Regions from separate parts of the Homo sapiens genome. Here region 2 is linked to region 1. The links are chromatin loops, found by intact Hi-C in ENCODE. Cell type or tissue: psoas muscle. All regions are shown on one strand. Links, peaks and the distances in the headings refer to the core of each region. The heading gives the core; the rest is flanking DNA.

Region 1 (5,384 bases), core at 159-5,158:
ACATGATTAGCGAATATTTTCTTCCAGTCTGAGCCATATCTTTTCATTTTATTGATGATGTCTTTTGAAGCACAATTTTATTTTTTTATTTTTATTTATTTATTTTTTTTGAGGCGAAGTCTCGCTCTGCCTCCCAGGCTGGAGTGCAGTGGCGCGATCTCGGCTCACTGCAAGCTCCGCCTCCGGGGTTCATGCCATTCTCCTGCCTCAGCCTCCTGAGTAGCTGGGACTACAGGCGCCCGCCACCATGCCCAGCTAATTTTTTGTATCTTTAGTAGAGATGGGGTTTCACCGTGTTAGCCACGATGGTCTCAATCTCCTGACCTCGTGATCCGCCGGCCTCGGCCTCCCAAAGTGCTGGGATTACAGGCACGAGCCACCGCTCCCGGCCAAAGCACAAACATTTTTAATTTTGATTTTGTTCAATTTATCAATTCTTTAAAGAAAATTTATCTAAAAAAATTTCTTCCCAACTCAACGTCCCAAAGATTTACTCTTATGTTTTCTTCAAGAAGTTTTATAGTTTTCAGTTACATTTAGGTCTATAATTTGTTTTGAGTTAAATGTTGTATATGATATGAATAAGGATATAACTTCATTTTTCTTTGCATGTGGATATGCAATTGTCCCACAACCAATTTTTTTTTAAAAAAGAGAAGACACCAGAACGCATTGCACATTATTTTACTAATCTTTTATATATTCCATGTGTTTTCTGAGTTGTGAAAAAGGAAAGAATTTGTTTTGTTGGTTTGAGTTTACAACATCTTTAAAGCTTCTGCAATATGGCCTTCAGAGTGTATGGTGCAAAGAGTTGGGAAGAAAGAAAAGGAGGTAGGGAGCATTTGAGAGCTATGGTCATGAGAGAGGAAGCCCAGTGTCAGGTATTACATTGAGGACCATGACCAAGCATAGAGTAATGTGAGCTGGTGACAGTCCTGTAATGGGGGCTTCGGGCTCTGGATAAAAGCCAGCCAGAAGGGAAAGAAATCTGTTAAAGTGCAATGAAGATAAGCTGGGCACAGTTGCATGTACCTGTAGTCCCAGCTACTTGGGAGGCTAAGGCAGGAGAATTTCTTGAGCTCAGGAGTTTGAGACCAACTTGGGCAATGTAGTGAGACCCCCTCTGTGCCCCAGCAAAAAAATCCACTGTATCATGAGAAATTAGAATACCAGGCCTATCCCTTTGTGCTGTCTTTCTTTCCCAACCGAAATAATCTGCATCAATATTTAATCCCTGTTAGTACTAGCACAGTCTTCACAAAGTTAAGCTAAGGTAATGGCACTCTCATGTAGGAACTGTAAGTACTCCAGTTATAATTTAAATTATTTTCTAAAAGTTAATGTCAAGCATGGAGCCAAAAAACAAACAAACAAACAAACAAAAAACAGAAGTGCATGCAGGTGCATGCATTCTTACAGTTCACAAATACATTTTTAAAAAAATCCCCATTTGACAACTATAGCAAATACAGAAATCTGCCATTACCTTGCTTTTTAACCTTGACAAGAGATAATTTCCCAGATCTTGATTGCCTTACCTGTAAATTAAGAAATTTGGGCCAGTCTAACTTTCTTTTGCTACAGTAGAAGCATGACTATTTTAGGCATTCCCACAGACATCTTCCATGTCAATTATATTCTCTAATACAAGTTAATGTCCAAGAGCAATGGATAAATCCATCTACTGGACAGAAAAGTGTGATTATAAGAAAAATGACCGTTTATACACATCTATAAGAAATATACCTTTCCTCTTAAACTTTTAAATTCTCAAACACATTAAATATATTGTATTTTCTTTTGCAATTAATTTATGGGCCATATATTACACTTAAAGCACTGCCTTGGGTCCTGTAATGGGCATGAACACCTGAAAATGGTCATCTTTGATCTAATCAGAGAGAAAAAACAGGAACACAAATAAGTACTAGACAGCACGTGCCATCAATAGAGCAGGGTAGTCATAGATAATAGCTACTATAAAGTGTAAGGGATGGAAGAATCATTTCCAAATGTGATGAACAAGACCCCAGATGGCAGGATCTGAGAAGTCTTTTGCATCCGAGTAAGCACCTGCTCCCAAGAATGACGTAGACTATCTGAAGGTTAGATCGACCTGGCAGAAGAACAGCAACATTACTTGTGTCGGTGTGACCCCATGAACCAAAACAGATCTAACTTTAGGTCCATAGCCTTTGACAGTGATCCTCAGAATGTTTCAGGGCGTTTTCTGTAAATGACCCTGCTTTTGGCATAGCATCTGTTGCCTAGTATTTTCTTTTTCAGCTGTTAGTTTAGACTCAGAGCTACATCATAGAAGTACAGGAACTACATGCAGAGGTTTAAAAATATTTACTGTAAATTGGAATAAAACTTAGGAAATAGATGGTATTTTCATATGCCATTTTAAATATCACATTTCCTCCTTTTAAAGCTGGCATAAATCATAACTTACTTGAATATCTTTAAAGAATAAGACATAGCTTTCTCCTAACTTATTTTCAGCCTGAAAAAACAATGTTTTTTCCTAAATCCAACTCGGAAAGGAGGTAGGGACAACTTATAACAAGCATATGTATGAACTTACGTAAGTATTCACAGTATATGGTAGGCAATAGTGCTGTCGTGAGAGGCCAGGACTTGGAGTGAATGTCTAGTTCTGCCATTAACTAATTGTGAAGCCTTAAATGAATTTCTTTATTTTACTAAACTTGAGTTGTCTCAGCCATAAAATCAGGTTGAAATAAATGATTTCTAAATCCCTTTCCAGTTCTAATAATTTCTGTCTATACTTATATTTTTATTTTGTATAATGGCAAATACCCAAGCTTTTATAAATTTATATTTACTCTGCAGTGCAAATACTGAGAAATTACCTTAAATGGAAGCAGATCAACCTGGGAGGACAGCCTGCATAAATAGATATGTGAAATAATATGTGTGTTTTTGCCTGGCAGAGCTGAAAACCGAAGTTCAGTGACTCTCTTTTGGCCCTTGTATCAGCATCGGTATTAATCAAATGGTTGGATTAGCTCTAAACCCTTTGCAAATCAACCTAACTGATTTGCAAATGTGGAAAATTTGAGGAAGCAGTTGCTTGGGATTTAGTCTGAGAATTGTAAATGGAATACGAGTTAATTGCTCAATAATACAAAAATAATTTATCTCACAATAATAGAGTGAAAAATCTAGGCAATTAAAAAGCAAACTGAACCCACAAAACACAAGAGTGGCATTGAGTGGGAGACAAAGTTCTTTAACCTAGGATATTTTCCTGGGTGTCCTGAAACCATCCCACGGGCAGCTGTCTCCTCTGCCTACATGCAAGGCTGATCCTATTTGTAGGTTTCAAAAGAAGCAACACAAATGTTTCATCAATGTTTTTAGCCCTGGATAGGCCTGTGCTAAGAGATTATTTTACCATGAGTCCTAGCTGAGAAAATGTTCCTAATTTAGAAGAGAGATTCTAGGACACAGTGCCTAAGGAAAACAGGTATCCCCACAGCAACTGCATCTGAACATGGCACCAGATTCCTGAGGATTGGTTTGCTTTAAGTGATATCTGGAGCACCCCAGACTGAGAAGATCCATCAAGGGAAACTGCCCAAGCAGATGTGCTACTCAGGTTACTGAGTTTGTGCTGACCCAGAGGCAGGAAGGAAGGGGTGAGTCTTCAGGTTACTCTAGGACAAGGGCTGTGTTAGTCTGTTCTCACAGTGCTATAAAGACCTACCTGAGACTGGGTAATTTACAAAGAAAAGAATTTTAATTGACTCACAGTTCCAGATGGCTGGGGAGGCCTCAGGAAACTTATAATCATAGTGGAAGGGGAAGAGGCATGTCTTACATGGCAGCAGGTGAGAGAAGAGCAAGCAAGAGCAGGGAAAACTGCCTTGTAAAACCATCAGATCTCGTGAGAACTTACTATCACGAGAACAGCATGGGGGAAAATGCCCCCACGATCCAATCACCTCCCTCCACGTCTCTCCCTAGACACACGGGGATTATAGGGATTATCATTCAAGATGAGATTTGGGTGGGGACATACCAAACCATATCACGGACCATTACCAGTTCTGATGGCAATGGACCATCTTCATTTCCCCAAATCTACTGGTTGATGATTTGGTTTGGGGAGTGGGCAGTGAAGCCAAGAGTACAAGTCATTCAGTGGAGAAGGTTGTAAAAGACAAGGCCCAGCGGAGTAAAGAGTTTTAGATACAGCAGAGATGAAGGATATGCTGGTGGACAGAACACGGACTTTGAAGCCAATCAGACCCAGGTGTTCATCTTGACTCTTCCACTTTGTTACTGCCTGTCTCTGTGTTTCTGATTCCTCATCTGTAAATCAGAAATAATAACTCCTACCTCATAAGGCTTTGTGAGGATGACATAATGTTTGCAAATTGCCTCAAATACAAAGTGGTTTCAAAAAAATGTTCTTTTCCACTCTTCACTGCCTCCAGCACCCTTATGGGCTGAATTGTGTCTCCGTACTCACAATTTGTATGTTGAAGTCCTAACCCCCAGTATTTCAGAATGTGACTATATTTGGAGATTGGGTCTTTAAGTTAAAACGAGATCATTAGAATGAGCCCAATTCCAATATGACAGGTATCCTTATAAGGAGAGGAGATTAGGACACAAACACACAGAGAGAAGACCAAGTGAAGACACAGGGGGAAGATGGTCATCTGCGAGCCAAGGAGAGAGGCCTCAGCAGAAACCAACCCTGCTGACACCTTCATCTTGGACACATAGCTTTCAGAATTTTGAGAAAATAAATGTCTGTTGTTTAAGCCAGTCAGTCTGTGGCACTTTGTTATGGAAGCTCTAGAAAACTAACACGGGGGCCAAATCCTATCCCACCTCCAGCAGAAGGGCATATGGCAAAATCTGGCCACTGCAAGGAGAGAAATCTAACATTCAGAAGCAGCTATAGCTGGAAGGTAACTTATTTTTAGGGAAATCTAAGCTTATGAAAACTATCTGGGGTGTACTATGTGAAGAAAAAACAAATATTGTGAATGCAAAGTTAGTCTACAGGATCCTAGCAGGATGTAAATCGCTAATAAAGCATAAATTTTCCTTATGAATAAGATAAAATAAAAATTTTAGCAGTAGGTGTGGTTAAACCATTTATACATAAAACTAAACATTATTAGAATTACATGCTGAAGAGGCCAAAGTACTTAGTTATTGTCACTATTATCATAATAATGACTTAATAGTGATAAGAAAAATCTTAACTTAAAAATCTGGGTGTTTTGGTTTAATAGGGTACTTCAATTTGAACACTAAGTAGACACGATTAGTTAACTGGGGGCCTTTTTCTCCAAGTCTAACTCATTGAAAACTCTCATTAATCTTATTGACTGCTT
Region 2 (5,384 bases), core at 234-5,233, 100 kb after region 1:
TGATGATGAAGAGTGATGTCCCTTTCCCTTTCCACTCTGCCTTCCCTCCTATCACACCTTTGCAGGAAGACGGTGTTGGAGGGGCTGTGGGCATTGTAAGGATGCCACTGAGGGAAAGTTTAGTAGGGAATGCATTTATATTGGGTTTAGTGGGGATAAAGGGTTCACAACCACCTGTGAATAGAGTCATGTAATCGCCAGAGTCATAATGGCTGCAGGATTCCTCCTGCTGCCTGCACACTGGCTCCACTCTTCTCATGTAGTGACACAAAGTTGCAGGGCTGGGGGACTTATGCCCACAAGACCTTGTGCCATGTGGCCTATGCTAGCAACAGGCCTCTGCCAGCAACAGGTAGTGAAGAAACAAGGTTAAAAATGTAGGGAAGCAATTGCTTCAGTGAAGCCTTTGTTCTCAGTGATGCCCAGGCAAAACAGAAGTTGTCTCCTGTCAATGAATATTCTCAAGGATGTAATGTACAGAAAATCACCCTGTGGATTTTTTTCTTTTATGATGGGAATCATGTAAAATAGAATTGATCAAAATTCCTGCAGTAGGACAGCAGAAACCTATAGCTATAACTACAAAAAGCCAGGAGGTCGAGACCAGCCTGGCCAACATGGTGAAACCACATCTCTACTAAAAAAAAAAAAATTAGCTGGGCATGGTGGCAGATGCCTGTAATCCCAACTACCAGGAGGCTGAAGCAGGAGAATCACTTGAACCCAGGAGGTGGAGGCTGCAGTGAGCCGAGATCACACCATTGTACTCCAGCCTGGGCAACAAGAGCGAAACTCCATCTCCAAAGAAAAAAAACAGCAAGCACATGTGTGTGTGAAATTGAAATCACATGATTTTTGCATCCCAGATATCTAGAGTTAAACATTTTTTCGGTTTCCATTCCCCATGCTAGAGGAAGGACTGAATTATCTATTTCCAGAATTTAAAAAATTATTACAAAATTGTTGTCATGTGAAGGGGTGGATCAAAGGGTATGCAACCAACACATAATATAATAATATAATAATGGGTTGGTTGTACACTCTTTGATCACCTTATATCATCTTTTATATGTATATTATATAAGAAAATATATAATAAAAGCATTTCAAGCAGTTAATAAAAATATGTACATTTTCTGGATTTGTTATGTTGATAAATATCAACATTATAAATTCATAATTTGTTAGAATTAATTTTGTCATTCTAAATCAATATTGTCTCATACCTAATTCTGTATTCATAATTTTGTCTTCTCATCTTTAACAGGGCTTCCCCTCAATTGTATTACTTTCAGGCCTATAAAATCTGGATTATTGTTCCCCTATTTCCTTATTTTTTTCTTAGTTTAGATTTCAGGGACTGTATGAGTTCGTTTTCACGCTGCTGATAAAGACATACCCGAGACTGGGCAATTTACAAAAGAAAGAGGTTTAATGGACTTACAGTTCCATGTGGCTGGGGAAGCCTCACAATCATGGCAGAAAGGAAGGAGGAACAAGTCACATCTTACACAGATGGCAGCAGGCAAAGAGAGTGCTTGTGCAGAGAAACTCCCCCTTATAAAGCCATCAGACCTCACGAGACTTATTCACTATCATGAGAATAGCATGGGAAAGACCCGCCCCCATGATTCAATTACCTCCCACTGGGTCCCTCCCACAACACGTCGGAATTGTGGAAGATGCAATTCAAGATGAGATTTGGGTGGGGACACAGCCAAACCGTATCAGGGACCAACATCACACTGCTCTTTTGCAAGCATCCCTAACACTATTGGCATGTTCTCCATTTCCCTAATAAAACTTCAGCCATGTCTAAGCACAACTAAACCCCTACTCAGCATCTACACACAAGTCACCAAACTGAGCCACCAGAAAACACAGCACTGGTGCTGACTTGACTCACTTGAAATTCAGAACCACCAAGTTTAAATGAGCTCAAACTGTTCAGCAATCCTATGCACTTTCGTTGTATGTCTCTCACTCTGAAATAATCATGCCACTATGGGTTCTCTTTATTGAAACCTCCTACCTCTCTTCTTGCCCAAATCTTCACTCTCAGTTGCTGCACATTTCATTGATTAAATGGATGCCACCACATGAAATTTTCTGTATTTTCTCACCAATAAATTTTCTGGTACATCTTGCCTTCTTCGATGAATGAAGTGTCTTTGCTTATATTAAAGACTATAAGCCCTCTACTTAATTGTGGCTTCATACTTTTCCTGTAAATTTCACCTGTCTTTCTGGCACCACAAATGCATCCCTTTCTACTGGATCATCCCAATTACCACATTAAATCTGGTATTTCCTATCTTTAAAAGAGAGAGAGGGGAAAGGAGACAGAGAGAGAGACTTCCTAAATCCCTATAAGCTTCCCAGCTGCTGCCCATTTCTCTGCACCCCTATATAGTAGATCATCTCAAAGATGTTTCTGTAGCCATTCTATAGCCATCTCCAACACACACACACATGTACACACATCCTCTCCCAAATCAGACTACTTCTCACCACCTTCACCGCTGCTATTCAAGCCCAAACCACCATCATCTCTGGCCTGGATAACTTGAATCAACCAACTGATTTCACCCTTACCCTCACATTCAATATAGCAGCAGGATCAGTATTTTAAAATGCAAAATCTGGTTAAACCCCCTATGATGACTTCAATGCTTCCCATCACACCTACAAAAAAATTGAAACCCCTTTTCCTTGTTTTCAGACTCTGATGATCTGGCATCTTTTTTTCTCTCCAATTTAATCTCCCTCATGCACTTTGATCACCTCATGTGCTGTGCTCTATAGCACATCCGATTTATTTCTATTCCTTAAGCAAGTGAATTCCTGCCTCGGGGACTCTGCAGTTTCTGTTCCCTCTTCCTGGTGTACTCTTCCCCAGGATTTCCATATAGCTTTCCCTTTAATTTCTATTTATTCAATTTATCTCAAAAGTACCCTTCTCTGAAATTCCTCCCCTGAGCACTGTTTCTAAAGTAGCACTTCCTCTCCATGATCTCAGCTTTATTTTCTTCTTAGCACAGGTCACTACCTGGCCTTCACATTGACCTGTTTATGCGATATCTGTTTATGTGTTTACTTTTTGTCTCCTCCACTAGAACACATGTGCCATGAGAACAAGGGCATTATCTCTGTTGTTTTCTGCTATATCTCGCAGCCTAGGACAGTGCATGACACAGAATGAAAACTCAATAAATATGTGGAATGAATGAAAGAGTGAATGAATGGATTAGCTCTTCAGTCTACTCCTATCCCAGTCATACCTCTGAAATTGTCAAACTCACCAATCGGCTGCAGGGTGTTTCCTCTGTCATCTTTTTTTCTTTCTTCTTTTCTTTTCTTTCTTTTTCTTTTCTTTTTTTTTTTTTTTTTTTGAGACAGAGTCTTGCTCTGTCACCCAGGCCAGAGTGCAATGGTGTGATCTTGGCTCACTACAGCCTCCACTGCTGGGTTCAAGCAATTCTCCTGCCTCAGCCTCCCAAGTAGCTGGGATTACAGGCATGCACCACCATGCCTGGCTAATTTTTGTATTTTTAGTAGAGATGGGGTTTTGCCATGTTGGCCAGGCTGGTCTCCAACTCCTGACCTCAGGTGATCTGCTCACCTTGGCCTCCTAAAGTGTCTGTCATCTTTCTTGATAGGTGAATTATTTATGGTGTGGGCTATGATGCTAAAATAGAGACCCCAAAATACAGTGATTGTAGAGAGAATTTAATTTATTTCTTTCACAAGGGAGTCCAAATGGCAGTAGGCAATCCACAGCAGATGGATGGCTCTGCTTAAGAGCATTCAGGTTCCCAGGTTCCTTTCACCAATTTCTCTGATATTCCTTGGAGTACTGTCCTCATGCACATGATTGAAGCTGAGCCCCTTCCATGTCCACATTCCAGCCTATGGAAAACCAGGAAAAGAGAAAGGTGGCGTGCACACCCAATATTGTAAGGCCAAGTATAGCAGATTGCATAAGTTCCTTTTTCTCACACCCCACTGACTTGAGCTCAGCCTCATGGCCACACCTAGCTGCAAAAGAGACTGGGAAATGTAGTCTCCATGTAAGTGGCTTTGTGTCCAGCTACAGCTCAGTGGTTTCTATTACTAAAAGAAAAATGGAGAAAATGGGTACAGAGGACAAGCAGGAGTCTCTGCCACAACATCTTAGGAGCATTTGTTACAGAGGATCGTTCTCTCCTTCATGGAATACTTTTGTTCTTTTGGCTTCAGTGACACCACACTCTCCTGGTTTTCCTCTGGGCCCTCTGCCTACTCACTCAATCTCTTTTGCTGGGTGAACTTATTCTGTTTGACCTCTGCATGTTGGACTTCCTGAAGGCTTTGTCCTGTGCCATCTTTTATTCCTTCCATCTACATGCTTCTCTAGGTAATTTTATTCAATTATGTGATTTTATATACCACATTGATAGAAATAACTTCTGAATTTATGTCTTTAGCCATGACCTTTCCCTGGAGCTCCAAATTCATATATCCAGTTGCCTACTTAACATAGTTGATCATAACTCTTGGTTACTTTGGCCACCCATGTCCCTCTCCCAAGCCTGCTCCTGCTTCAGTTTTCTGCATTTCAAGAAACAGAGAAATAGCTTCAGCATCATTCCAGGTGCTCTGACAAAAACCTTAGGTATCATTCTTAGCTTAGTTCTTCTCTCACTTCCCGTCATCCACTTCGTTGACAAGTTTATACCCTCGACCTCCAAAAAAACACATCCTGAGTTTAACTTCTTTCTGTCTTCCCCATTACCAGCCTGAGCCCAGCCAGCCTCACCATTTTACTGGATGACTCATCTTCCTACTGCCACTTTCACTGCCAACAAGCCAACCTTACACAGCACCCTAAGTGATGAATTAAAAACATGAATCAGCTCATGTTGATCATTGAACCCTTTCCCATCTCACCTTGAATAAAACCCAAACTCTCTACCCTGGTCTACAAAGCCCTACAGGGACTGGCACCACCCACCTCTCCAGCCTCATCTCATGTCACCTGTTTTCTCAATGACCCACTCCCATCACGGTGGCACATACCAAGTCTATTTCCATTTTAGGGAAGATATGAGGCAGAAAGACCTTAAATGGATGTTTTCTCTGCATGAAATGCTTGTGCCCCAGAACTTCCCCAGGAAGATCCTTCTCATCCTTTAGGTCACATTGCAAAGGTCAACTCCTTAGAGAAGTTGTCCCTGTCCACGCAGTCTGCAGTAGACTGCTCCTTTCAACCCATCACTCTTAGTCGCATCACCCTGTCTTATTCTCTCAATAACACTTAACACTACCTAGCATAATATATTTGTTTATTCGCCATCCATCTCCCCTCACGGTGGATGTGAATTTCATGGGAGCAGGGCTTGTCT

Evidence for each region. Hi-C counts contacts between places; a loop is a spot of excess contacts. Peaks named below come from ENCODE experiments on the same cell type or tissue, not always from the same donor. Only the 100,000 strongest peaks of a DNase experiment are listed, where the experiment ranks them.
Region 2: it touches region 1 in a loop (2.0-fold over the local background); 1 of 110 quality-filtered maps calls a loop at or near these places.

What each region holds. Positions count from the first base shown.
Region 1 is chr6:148,631,891-148,637,274 of GRCh38, forward strand. No RefSeq gene overlaps it. Among named protein-coding and RNA genes, the nearest start is that of UST, 110 kb to the right of the region's middle. In psoas muscle, for the core only: no CTCF peak of the experiment used is centred there; no DNase peak of the experiment used is centred there; H3K27ac peaks cover 2,398 bases.
Region 2 is chr6:148,732,155-148,737,538 of GRCh38, forward strand. LOC124901425 (a long non-coding RNA gene) reads right to left here. Exons shown (of 2, transcript XR_007059806.1): 2 at 3,717-3,909. Among named protein-coding and RNA genes, the nearest start is that of UST, 12 kb to the right of the region's middle. In psoas muscle, for the core only: no CTCF peak of the experiment used is centred there; no DNase peak of the experiment used is centred there.